Linked DNA regions of Homo sapiens: region 2 is linked to region 1. The links are chromatin loops, found by intact Hi-C in ENCODE. Cell type or tissue: endothelial cell of umbilical vein. All regions are shown on one strand. Each heading gives the region's core, and the rest is flanking DNA. Links, peaks and the distances in the headings are about the cores only.

Region 1 (5,387 bases), core at 137-5,136:
CCTGGCCAGGTATATAGACTTGGCTGTCATCAGAATAATGCTTTCTCCTTTCTTCTTTACTGTTTGATGTGTTAGTAAAGGACTAGAGAACTGTTTACAAATGGTTTGGTTTTCTTCTTTGTGTTTGACTTTTTGTAAAAATGTGAACCTAAGATCATGACTTAATATATTCACTCCAATATGTTCATGGATATATGGAGATAGATATGTAGAACTAAACTAGGCAAAGACGTTTCAAAGGTAAAAAAGACATAGTTCCTGACCCCAAGGCACTTATTATTTCATGTAGAAGTGGAGAAAAAGATGGTCAGTTTATGTCCTATCTTCTTTTCCCTAATTATTAATCCATTGCATTGTGTTTTATTTGAGCTCAGAGAGTATGTCATCATGGCAGGTCTAGCAGTTCATTTTAAGTCCATAGTGATCTCTCTGTCCAAAGACATGATTGTACATCCCAAGAGACTGATTAGAGACTGGGTGGATAGACTTCTGTGTGAATTTTGATGACTCGAGGACATCTGGCTTGAGCAGTAGACTGGGGTGGGGGTTGGGGTAGATCCTGGAATGCAGGGTTTTGGTGGGCTTCAGGGTGGCTGTGCTTCATTTGCCCCACATCAAGCCTTCTTTCCTGTAGATCCTAAGCTGTCTCCAAAAGCTGGGATTTGATTAGCTTGCATTTGATTTCTTTGCTGCCTAATGAACTGCTTCTGTCATTCTAGCCGTGATGTCATTAGCATCTCATTGCCTTGGGCAGCAACTCAGGAGAGAGATTCTTAAGCAGCCTCAGAATCCTATAGGAATTGTACCAATTTACTTCCTAACAACTAATTCACCTCATGGCCTGTCAGTTACCACCAGAAGAGCAGACCCTGCATGAGAATGGGCCGGTCACTTTTGTCACCCTCATGTGCTCCTGAATTTAGGTGGGCCACTATATACATGCCTAAGGCCATGTGCACATCCACAATGACATGTTGAGCTTTAAGGACGCGATATTCTCATACCACAATATTCTATTGGGGAAACTCATCCACTGTATGCTGTAGGATACAGATTTAGCCTAAAGCAAATGACATTTATTTATAGCAAGCTGTATTTGCAAAATGCTTTGCAGTTTTAGGATTGTTAACTACATTCCAGGTTGGATGTTCTTCTATTTGTAAGAAACTGAAGTGTCCTGACTGGACTCCGGACCTTCCCTGACAACAGTGGAGTGAATTCTGCAAACAGAGGTGGGAGGGAGCCACACCTGGGTATTCTTTATCAAAAGGCACCTTTGTCAATTATAAGATTTTGAGACCTTAATTGTAGCTTATTTCTTCTGTCCAGAGAGGCAGTGTATTTATTGGACTAGAATATTTATTTTGCTAAAAGACAGCATAGTGTCTCCAACCTCTAGAGCAGTTCTACTCAGACTCTAGAGGGTAGAAGAGGGAAGATGCCCTAAAGAACTGTAATAGGTGTGGGCAGTGGAGGGGGTGAGCCATTGATTCACAAGGAAGTAAGGCAGGGTCTTCTTCTGCAACACTCCACACACAAACCTCCCCCACTGTTCACTCCCACACAGGAGGAGTTAAAAGCAACGGTCAAAGATCAGCCTCTCCTGAAGCTTTTAGGACCTGAACGACTCTCACTTACCACAGACGTGATGGTTATAGGTGCTCTCTTTGGGCTAAGGGAGATTTATCTGGGCTTTCACCATTGGACTCCATCATTTTAAAGAGTACTTCCCAATTGTATCTTTAACTGAACATAGGAAATGCATTTCTTCTTTGAAAAATCTCCCTCACACACACATCTCTATTCTTTGCTGGAAACTGAATAGATAGCTTTTGGGAGCTTGCTGCTCATCACTCCTGTGCAAATCCAGCTCCTCTCCAGACAGCCCCATCCTGTTTGGCGAGGGGACCAGAAGGCAGTGGGTCTTGGCCTCCGGCGGGGCTCTTTTTATGTGGACCTGAAGGTTTTCCGGAGACAGAAAATATGATTCTGAATTAAAACAAGAGTTTGGTGGGTTCCCTCCACGGATTTCTACATCCTTCCCATTCCTCTCTACTCCCTAATCTTGCTAGGTATCTAGAACTGAAGGGCTTTGAGGGGGATTCGCTGCATCTTGATTTTAATTGGGATCGCCAGAAAACAGTAGCAAGGGGAGCAACCCCTCAGATGTTTACAGCTATGACAGGACCCAGCGATGGCCAGCTGGAGGGCAGGAAGGCCCTCGGACCCTCAGCTCCGGAGTGTTTGTGGTCGCAGCGCCCTCTAGTGGCCGCATTTGTCATGAGCACGGTACATGCTTAGTAATGAGAGGAGGGGGCGTGGGGAGCATGCCTGGGTATTTGGGGATTTAAGGTGCGAGAAAAGGCACTGGTGGCATATTACTTCCCCTTTGAAGTAGTGTTTACTCCATGTTAAGGATATTGGGGGTAGGGGTTATTTTCCCTTCGGAATTTAATTTTCCTTTAATTATCCTGTCATCATCTATGCCCCTCTATATTTTTCTCTGTCGGGTAAATGTTACGGAATTGTTTTAGTCTCTAATTTTTTATTCTCCGGTTAAAGAAAAATTGTACCTCCACAACATTTTTTTAAAGTAGCCGTGTGTTACTTTTTCATAGTTTATTTTCTACAGTGCCAAAGTGAGATTTATCCATTTTTTTTTCCTCCCGCTCACGAAAGTCATTTTAGACTTATATCACCATCTAGCGGTCATGTCGTGGAAATTCTTTTCCCAGACTCGAACAAATTCTCAACAAGGAGGGCTGCGGGTCAGTTAGGAAATGCGTATAATTAGAAGGTGGGTAAGAGCCAACCAGGAGACCCTCAAGCCCTCTGGCAAGACTTGCATGGCGAAATTTCAATAATCTTTTTTGAAAAGAAACTGTATCTTTACTGATTTTTTTTTGGTGGGGGGGCCGGGATTTTACTTACTGCCTTTTTTTTTTTTTTTTTTTTTTTGAGACGGAGTCTTGCTCTGTAGCCCAGGCTGGAATGCAGTGGCGTGATCTCGGCTCACTGAAACCTCCACCTGCCGAGTTCAAGCGATTCTCTTGCCTCAGCCTCCCGAGTAGCTGGGATTACAGGCGTGCGCCACCATGCCGAGCTAATTTTTGTACTTTTAGTAGAGACGGGGTTTCACCATGTTGGCCAGGCTGGTCTCGAACTCTTGACTTCGTGATCCACCCGCCTTGGCCTCCCAAAGTGCTGGGATTACAAGAGTGAGCCACCACGTCCGCCCTTTACTTACTTTCTTAATGAAGTAGAGTTTGCTGACAAAAAAGCACTGGGTTTCTGAAATGCTTGAGCCCTTTTCCATACATTGCATGAAACAGCTTCAGAGAGACCACTGGGCTTTGGGGAATGATGGACACACACAGAACACTCATTCTGTTCCTCTCAGACTCATCAGAATGTGATGCTTGATAGGCTGGATCTTTGGAGGCACTGGTTGTAAGGATTTGCAAAGTGGTTCCAGAAGGTGATTATGAGCTACAACTCATCGACTTCATAAAAAGAGTTCTCTCTTATGGGGTGCAGAGAGCTCTCTGCTATTCTGTTCTTGATTGCTATGTAATATGAGCCCATTTAGAAATGCCATGAGGCATTAATGAAGGGCTGTTTGCCCAGAAATCACACCAAGGATCAAAGACCTCACCCCACCCGCACTCGCTCCGCCCAATCCGTACAGTATATTGAAAAAGATTGGGGGCCTGGTGAGGGGCTGGAGGAGGGGGGAGTCTTGGGTCAGCTTGTGGCCACTTTGCAAATACCCGTAGCCACACAGTTGACTGGGTTGCGTAAGCCTCCCTGTCAGTGAAAATTTAGTCATGGGTGAAGTGATTTGAGGGCTAGTTCTATTTGAAGCCGTCATTCTTATTTTTGGTTTGAGTAGTTATACAGTTCTCTTATAATCAAGGAAGGGTTTGAGCTTGGCTCTGGGTCGATTATTAAACAAAATGCAAGTATGCGATGAATTATATGCCATATTTATAGTCATAGAGTCCTTTGCCTTAACGTGCTAGGTAAAACTTCCTCATTGTTTCCTCTGGGAAACAACAATGCTGAAATGCCTCGTGATGTTTCTAAATGGGCTCATATTACATAGCAAACAAGAAGGGAATCACAAAGAGCTCCCTGGACCCCATAAGAGAGAACTCTTTTATAAAGTCGATGAGTCATATCTACAATCACCTTCGGGTACCACTTTAAAAATCCTTCCAACCAGTGCCTCCAAAGGTCCAGCCCATTGTCCATTGCATTCTTCATGAGTCTGAGAGGGCCAGAATGAATGTCCTGTATATATCCAGGATGTCCAAAAGCTTAGTGGTCTCTCTGAAGCTGTTTCACATTCAGGACTACAACTGTGCAAAAAGAAGTGATGAATCTCAGAAACCCAGTGCTTTTTTGTCAGCAAACACTACTTCAATCTTCCTTTAGAATTAATAAGTTAAATGGAGAATCATGAGGACTGGGAAGAGAAATGCCAAGCAGTGCTTTCTTGTATAAAGAACAAACCATTATTCTCTGGTAGGCAATTCCTATGTTTGTCACCAAAAGTAGACCAAAAGATTCTTTAACTATCCTTTACTCAACAAACAAAATTGATGTGGACCCATCTCTCAAGTTTTGGAGTGCAAATCTTTTTGAAAAAGTCAAAATTCCCTTCCCATCTTCAATACATTGATTAATAATGAAGCAGAGTTCTATTCTTCTTCCTCTCTGACCTAAAAGACTTAAGAATCAGACAAAAGTGGATTCAAATCCCAGCTCTCACAATCTACTAGCTGTGGGACCTTGAAGCTCTTGGCCTCATTTTCCTCATCTATAAACTGAGTATAATGATAGAACGCCATGCAGAGAGTTATCATAAAGGTTAAAGTAGACCTTGAATGGATCTCACTTTTATAGTACAGGCTTCCTAAATCTTAGCTATATTTATAATTAAAACTATTATGATGATGGTTTGCCATTTGTTAGCCATTGTGTTATGTGCTTTATAAAAGGAATTGCCATTCATTCATTACCCAATGCTAGACATAGATACTATTCGTATCTTTACTTCATAGATGAAGAAATTGAGTCATAGAACAATCACTGTTATGGTTTGTATTCTTGCTGAGGGTCATCAGCATGGAGCCCGATCCCTCTAGAGATTCAGTGGAGCTGATGATTCTCAGAAAAGGAACAACCTAGATTCTCACTGAAAAGGGCCATTTCCAACTCTGTGTGTCGCTGGGAGGTTGGGTGCCCCAAATTAAGTGGGATGGCAGAATCACATTCTTACCCCTTCAGTGGCTGTTTCTGATCCCAAAGATTGGACCCCAGCACTCAGGGGCCACGAGGTCATGATAGTCCTTACTTTTTTGACTCCTTCACTGTTTCTTTCC
Region 2 (5,387 bases), core at 123-5,122, 1.0 Mb before region 1:
TGCAAGTCAGTCACTTTACTAACTGAACTAAGTGTTGTATATTTTGTTCCATAAAAAGTTGTTTTTAACCTCTTAGATTAAATTAGAAAATGTATGCATAAATGTTTTGCACCTGGAAGGCCCTCAGTAAATGCTGTTCCGCTTTTTTCCTTAAAAGGCTGCTGCTCCTTCAATTTGGTATGCTGACATCCAGTGGTGGTGCTGTGGCATTAGTGTGTGAGTTTCACAGGAGCCACACTGCTTAGTCTTGCATCCTGGCTCATCCGTAGCTCACCCTGTAACTTTGGGCAAGGTTACCTCACTGTCTTGTATTTCAGTTTTCTCATCTATAAAATTAAGATGATAATAATCATAGTACCTGCCCTACAGGGACATTGCAAAAATTAAATGAGTTAGGCCCTTAGAAATGGGCCTGGTATATGCTAGGTACAGTTGGCCCTTGAACAAAATGAGTTTGAACTGTGTGGGTCCACTTATACTTGGATTTTATTCTGCCTCTGCCTGTCCAAGACAGTAAGACCAACCCCTCTTCTTCCTCCTCCGCAGCCTACTGAATGTGAAGACTATGAAGATGAAGACCTTTATGATGATCCACTTTCACTTAATGAAGGGTCAATATATTTTCTCTTTCTTATGATTTTCTTAATCATGTTTTTTCTCTAGCTTACTTTAAGAATACAGTGTATAATACATATAACATATACAATATGTGTTAATTGACTGTTTATATTATCAATAAGGCTTCCAGTCAACAGTGGGCTATCAGCAGCTGAGTTTTTGGGGAGTCAAAAATCATATGTGGATTTTTGACTTTGCAGGGCTCAGTGCCCATCATGTCCACATTGTTCAAAGCTCAACTGTACTTTATTACAGTGTCTTTTATTGTTAATTTGCAATCTAATAAGATCTGGACTGTTTTTTTTGGGCCTACCAGATCTGACTATAGATTTTTTGTTCTTGATACCTGTATAGGACAGGAATGATGATTAAAACATACTTCTCAATATGTGTCATTGCCAAGTCAGTTTCTCTTCCTGCATCCCTTCTAACACCAACATTAGGCCATGAGGCTTTGTGCCCATGGGAGCAATGGCGTAGGGGAGGTCCTGTCCAAGAAATAAAGCACTTTAGGGGAGGAGATTGCAGACCAAAGAGGAAGGCACAGATGTCGGATGCCTGTGTCCTCATGTCCTCCTCCCGTTAAGAGAATTCATGGAATACCAGTGGCTACTGTCATGCTCAACAAAGCAAGCACTGAGTTTAGTTACCTCCCAGGCCAAAGGAATACAGAGCAATGAATATACTTTCTGAAGAGGAAGAGTCAGGGGTTTCTGTGCACTAGGAAGGGAGGAGGTTCTTGGTGTTTATGGTGATTCATAATTGAAAGATTTTACTCTGGCAAAGTCCGAATGTGTCGTTAATCTGTGTATGCTTGGTTAAAACAAGCCCAGTTGCTCATTGGTTAGGAATGTTAGGTCCAGTAAGGGTCTGAGGAACTGGGGTCACTCCCAGTTCTTAGTTGCCCATCTGTGTTCTTTGGGTAGTGGTGGTGGTATTGCTAAAGGTCATGGTTATTTTACAACTTCAACTGGTTAAAATCTGTTGTAGTGAAACAAAGCAAGTGCAGCTGTCAGAAGAAAATATTGTTTTCTCCTTTGATAAGGTGGAGGCTTGGGAAGGAGGCTTGGGAAATAGAGCAGGTTGTGACAGATATACACTGCTATGAAAGGGAGCATACTGGGCTAGTGGCCCTTTCCTCTAGCTCCCCTGGTAATCTTGGGAAGGGAGGCTGCAAGACTTGAGGAGAAGCTGGCTTTGGCTTGGCAGTGTGTCCAATGTGTCTGGGGAGCCATAGCAGCTTGGCTTTGGGGATCTGAGGCAGAGCTCCGAGCTCCCTGAAGCCTGCTGTAGTGTAGACTCTAGCAGAGAATAATTGCATAATGACCCCAAAGGCCAGATGGGACAAGTAGTATCCCAAAAGGCAAAAGGTCAGGAGTGGGCCAGACCAGCCACCAGCAATGAATAGGCCACACTGTGAAGGTCATAGCCCTCTTTTCCATCACCATGAGCTGTTTGGGGAGAGAGAATGAACAGAATTCTCTTTCTCTCTCAAAAAATGAAAGATCAAAAGACATGGTATGAAAGGGAAGAGCCTGAGATAATATTAATTGGCAAGTTTGTTTTTTCACCTGCTTCTTAACAGGATCCAAGCTTGGAGGAAAAATAGATCAGTCATAGGAAATGAGCCACACTTTCCTTGAAAAGCTGAGTAGTAGTGTGCAAATTTATGATTCTGCTATATACATATAATTCAATATTTATATGAAAACATTTAAACTTAATGTTCTATAATTTGAAAGTGAACAAACCACTAAATTCCATTTCAGGGTCTTTATCACATGTTACCATTCCAGCCCTCTGTCTAATCCCCTCATGTGGCTATAGAGCTGTAAATGAGCCGTGAGTCCTCAGTGACCTGTGTGTCCTCTCTGTTCAGCCCTCTCGCAGGCTTCAGGTTGCTCAGGATCAAAGCCTCTGCTAGCTTTGTTTTCCCCTAGAAAGTCTCTTTCTTTTTGGTCTCTTCCTCTGAGTAACCAAGAAGAGGAGCAAGAGACTGCATCTACTTCTTCACTAAAATCAGAAGATTTTCTACCCAAGAGGGAATGTGCAAAACCCTCTTTCTTCTTGAAAAGAATAATAGGTGTGTAATTTGGGTCTCTCCAATCACATGAGTTTCTCTCTCACTTTTTCCCCCAAAGAGTGGAATGGAAGTGACTTTTTCCCTCTTCTGTTTGCTGTCTTAAGCTGAAAATTGCATGAAGCATGATCTGCAAGCAACAGAATGTTAGGTACTTAACTGAGGTTGTCCCTAAATGTGGCCTCAACAACGGCCTGTTTTCATTTCGTTAATTGGCCATACTTATACCAGGCATCATTCATTCGGGTCCTTTAGAAATGGTTTCTTAATGAGATTTAAAGTTATTCTGAACAAGGATTAACAGCATATGAAAATGTTTTCTTTACAATCGCACTAGGTAGAGGAATCTTGTTCCCATACTTTCTTTCTTTTTGTATATTCCTGTTTCCAGATAATCAGGGTCAACAGCAGTTTAACTCAAACTCAACTGACCTTTGCAAACTGCTTGTTATTTTACTGTGAGATGTTTTCCTGGCCCTTACCTACCTTAGAGAGAGCCAGTTAACCTACCCAATTTTTAAAGAATTCTCAATAGAGCAGGATTCCATGGCTTCCTTTGAGGTTTCAGCCTGTGGTTCCTCAAACGTTAGGAAGCTATTTCTAATACTTTATACTCCAATCACTCATGTGGCTCTTTAAGACTCTTAGCTGGTCCTCAGCAGAGATGGAAAACAGCTGCTCCCCACCACCTGTGCCTGGGAACTCGTTCACATTTTGGAAGGCCATTGAATCATGCCTCAGCTTATGAAATGAAGTCTTACAAAATGGGGTTTTAGGAGATTAAACCAGATAAATGCTTGGAGTCTTTTGGTAGCTACAGTGGTCAGACATCCTGAATTTCAATAATAATAGTGTAACATTTATTGAGTATTTTGTGTCAGACACATGCATTCTATGTATGTATACTTTCTATGCAGTATATAGTATTGTGATTTCAACATATATTAGGAATAAAAAACTGAATAGAGAGGTGAGGTAACTTGTCCAAACATACACAGCTAGTAAGGATGGAGCTGGAATTAGAATCCAGGTAGTCTGATCTCAGAATCTGGGCCCTTAGCCACATTATCCCTGGGCATGTGTACATTTGTTCACTGATTTATCAAATATTAATTGAATGGCACGTCAGGCATTGCTGTTTTCCCAACAAAAATGGTTCCGACACTTAAAATACTTACAGTCTAGTGGGAGAGACAGACATGTAAACATAGAAATTTCTGCATAATGTGAGAACTGTTCTAAATATATGTACAAATAACTTTGTAGCTTCAATCCCTTAATAATATAGGAATTTCACATATTTAATTTTGAGGGAAGTATATAATATGTTCAAATTATATCATCCCTATAGGCTAAGATGAAAGTGAAGTTCACTGCTAGCTGTGTAGAGTAGCATACCTGTTGGCCAAGTTTAAAGTGGCCTTAAGATGTGGTGGATGCAGACAAAGTCTGGATAAACAAGGGTAATAGTGTACTGTGATCACAAATACCACCATGATCTATGAAAGGACGATGATCTGATTTAGACTTGCCAAATTGCCGTTGCAGAAATTCTTCCTGCTTCTCCATGCTCTTGATTTGGAGGCAGGAAAGGACTGTGAATGTTGCAATGGAATGCGTTTGAAGGCAAGGGCCCCAGGTGAGGAGTGTATATGGTTTTGTGTGTTGCACATATGTGGGTGCCATCCCATGAAGCTCATTTTGGAATGTCTCTTTTCCCCAGTCTCCACTCCTAGCCTCTTTCACTTCCCCTTCCTCGCAATTACTCTTTATTGCCAAGAGAAGATTACGCAGAAGACAGCCTCTCCATGAAGCATCTTCCAAGTGGCTGATACTACGAAGACTCCATAAAGTCCCACTTACCAGCACAGGATGGAACAGATCCTATGTCAATACATCCAGACTTTTGGCTAGAAAATTTTAGCTAATTTTTGTGTTTCCCCAAACTGGTTCTTAGAAATCCAAGGCCTTGACTTTTAAAACTTGTCTCTGAGTTTTAAGGGCTCATTTTGGAATGTAAAAGATAATCACTGTTTTTCATTGTTTTGGTGTTCTACAATCATGATTTGGGATCATGAGAAAACCTCATTGTCCTGGAGTGAAAATAATTTGAGTTTTGTGCTTCAAGATTTCATTCCACTTCTTTGAGTATTTGGATAAATGCCCATGAATTAAGTAAGAACCAATGAGAGCCTTAGAGTCATGATTTCTTTATTTAATTTTTCAGCTGCTTCTCTTTGCAAACAACAACAACAAACCAACCCCAAGCCCACAGATGGCGTTAGTCATCCTAATAATACACATCAATTAAAACTGTGAGTCGGGATCCAGCCTCATTTGCTTTGAGCAACAGGTATATTACTGACGAGTTGCAGATACATTGACATTTTCTAAATCAAATTAATTTTTAAAGGCACTGGAGTAGCTTGCAATTTAAAGGTAATTGTTATTAACCCCCTGAAATAAAGAGTTATTTGTAAAGAAAACAATCGTTCCCAATTTCTCACTTTGTAGATGCTGACTTTGTAGTCTTGGGGGAAGATACTGTAGTAAGAAGGAGAAGACTTTCAGTTCCAGGCTCACATTTTCTGCTAGCTAGATGGTTGGCTTTAAGTATGTCAATTGAATCTCTCAGTGCCCCCAAACATCTCAGCTAAAATCTTGGGACTTGCTGAATCAACAAACATTT

Evidence for each region. Peaks named below come from ENCODE experiments on the same cell type or tissue, not always from the same donor. Only the 100,000 strongest peaks of a DNase experiment are listed, where the experiment ranks them.
Region 2: a loop joins it to region 1, with 6 times the contacts of the local background. A loop is called at or near these places in 14 of 110 quality-filtered maps.

Annotation. Positions count from the first base shown.
Region 1 is chr1:176,894,846-176,900,232 of GRCh38, reverse strand. The region is part of intron 16 of ASTN1 (astrotactin 1); the gene reads left to right. Among named protein-coding and RNA genes, the nearest start is that of MIR488, 130 kb to the left of the region's middle. In endothelial cell of umbilical vein, for the core only: a CTCF peak has its summit at 2,279 (motif pointing left); a DNase peak (open chromatin) is centred at 2,692.
Region 2 is chr1:177,923,183-177,928,569 of GRCh38, reverse strand. No RefSeq gene overlaps it. Among named protein-coding and RNA genes, the nearest start is that of SEC16B, 44 kb to the left of the region's middle. In endothelial cell of umbilical vein, for the core only: no CTCF peak of the experiment used is centred there; DNase peaks (open chromatin) are centred at 1,459 and 2,149; H3K27ac peaks cover 3,357 bases.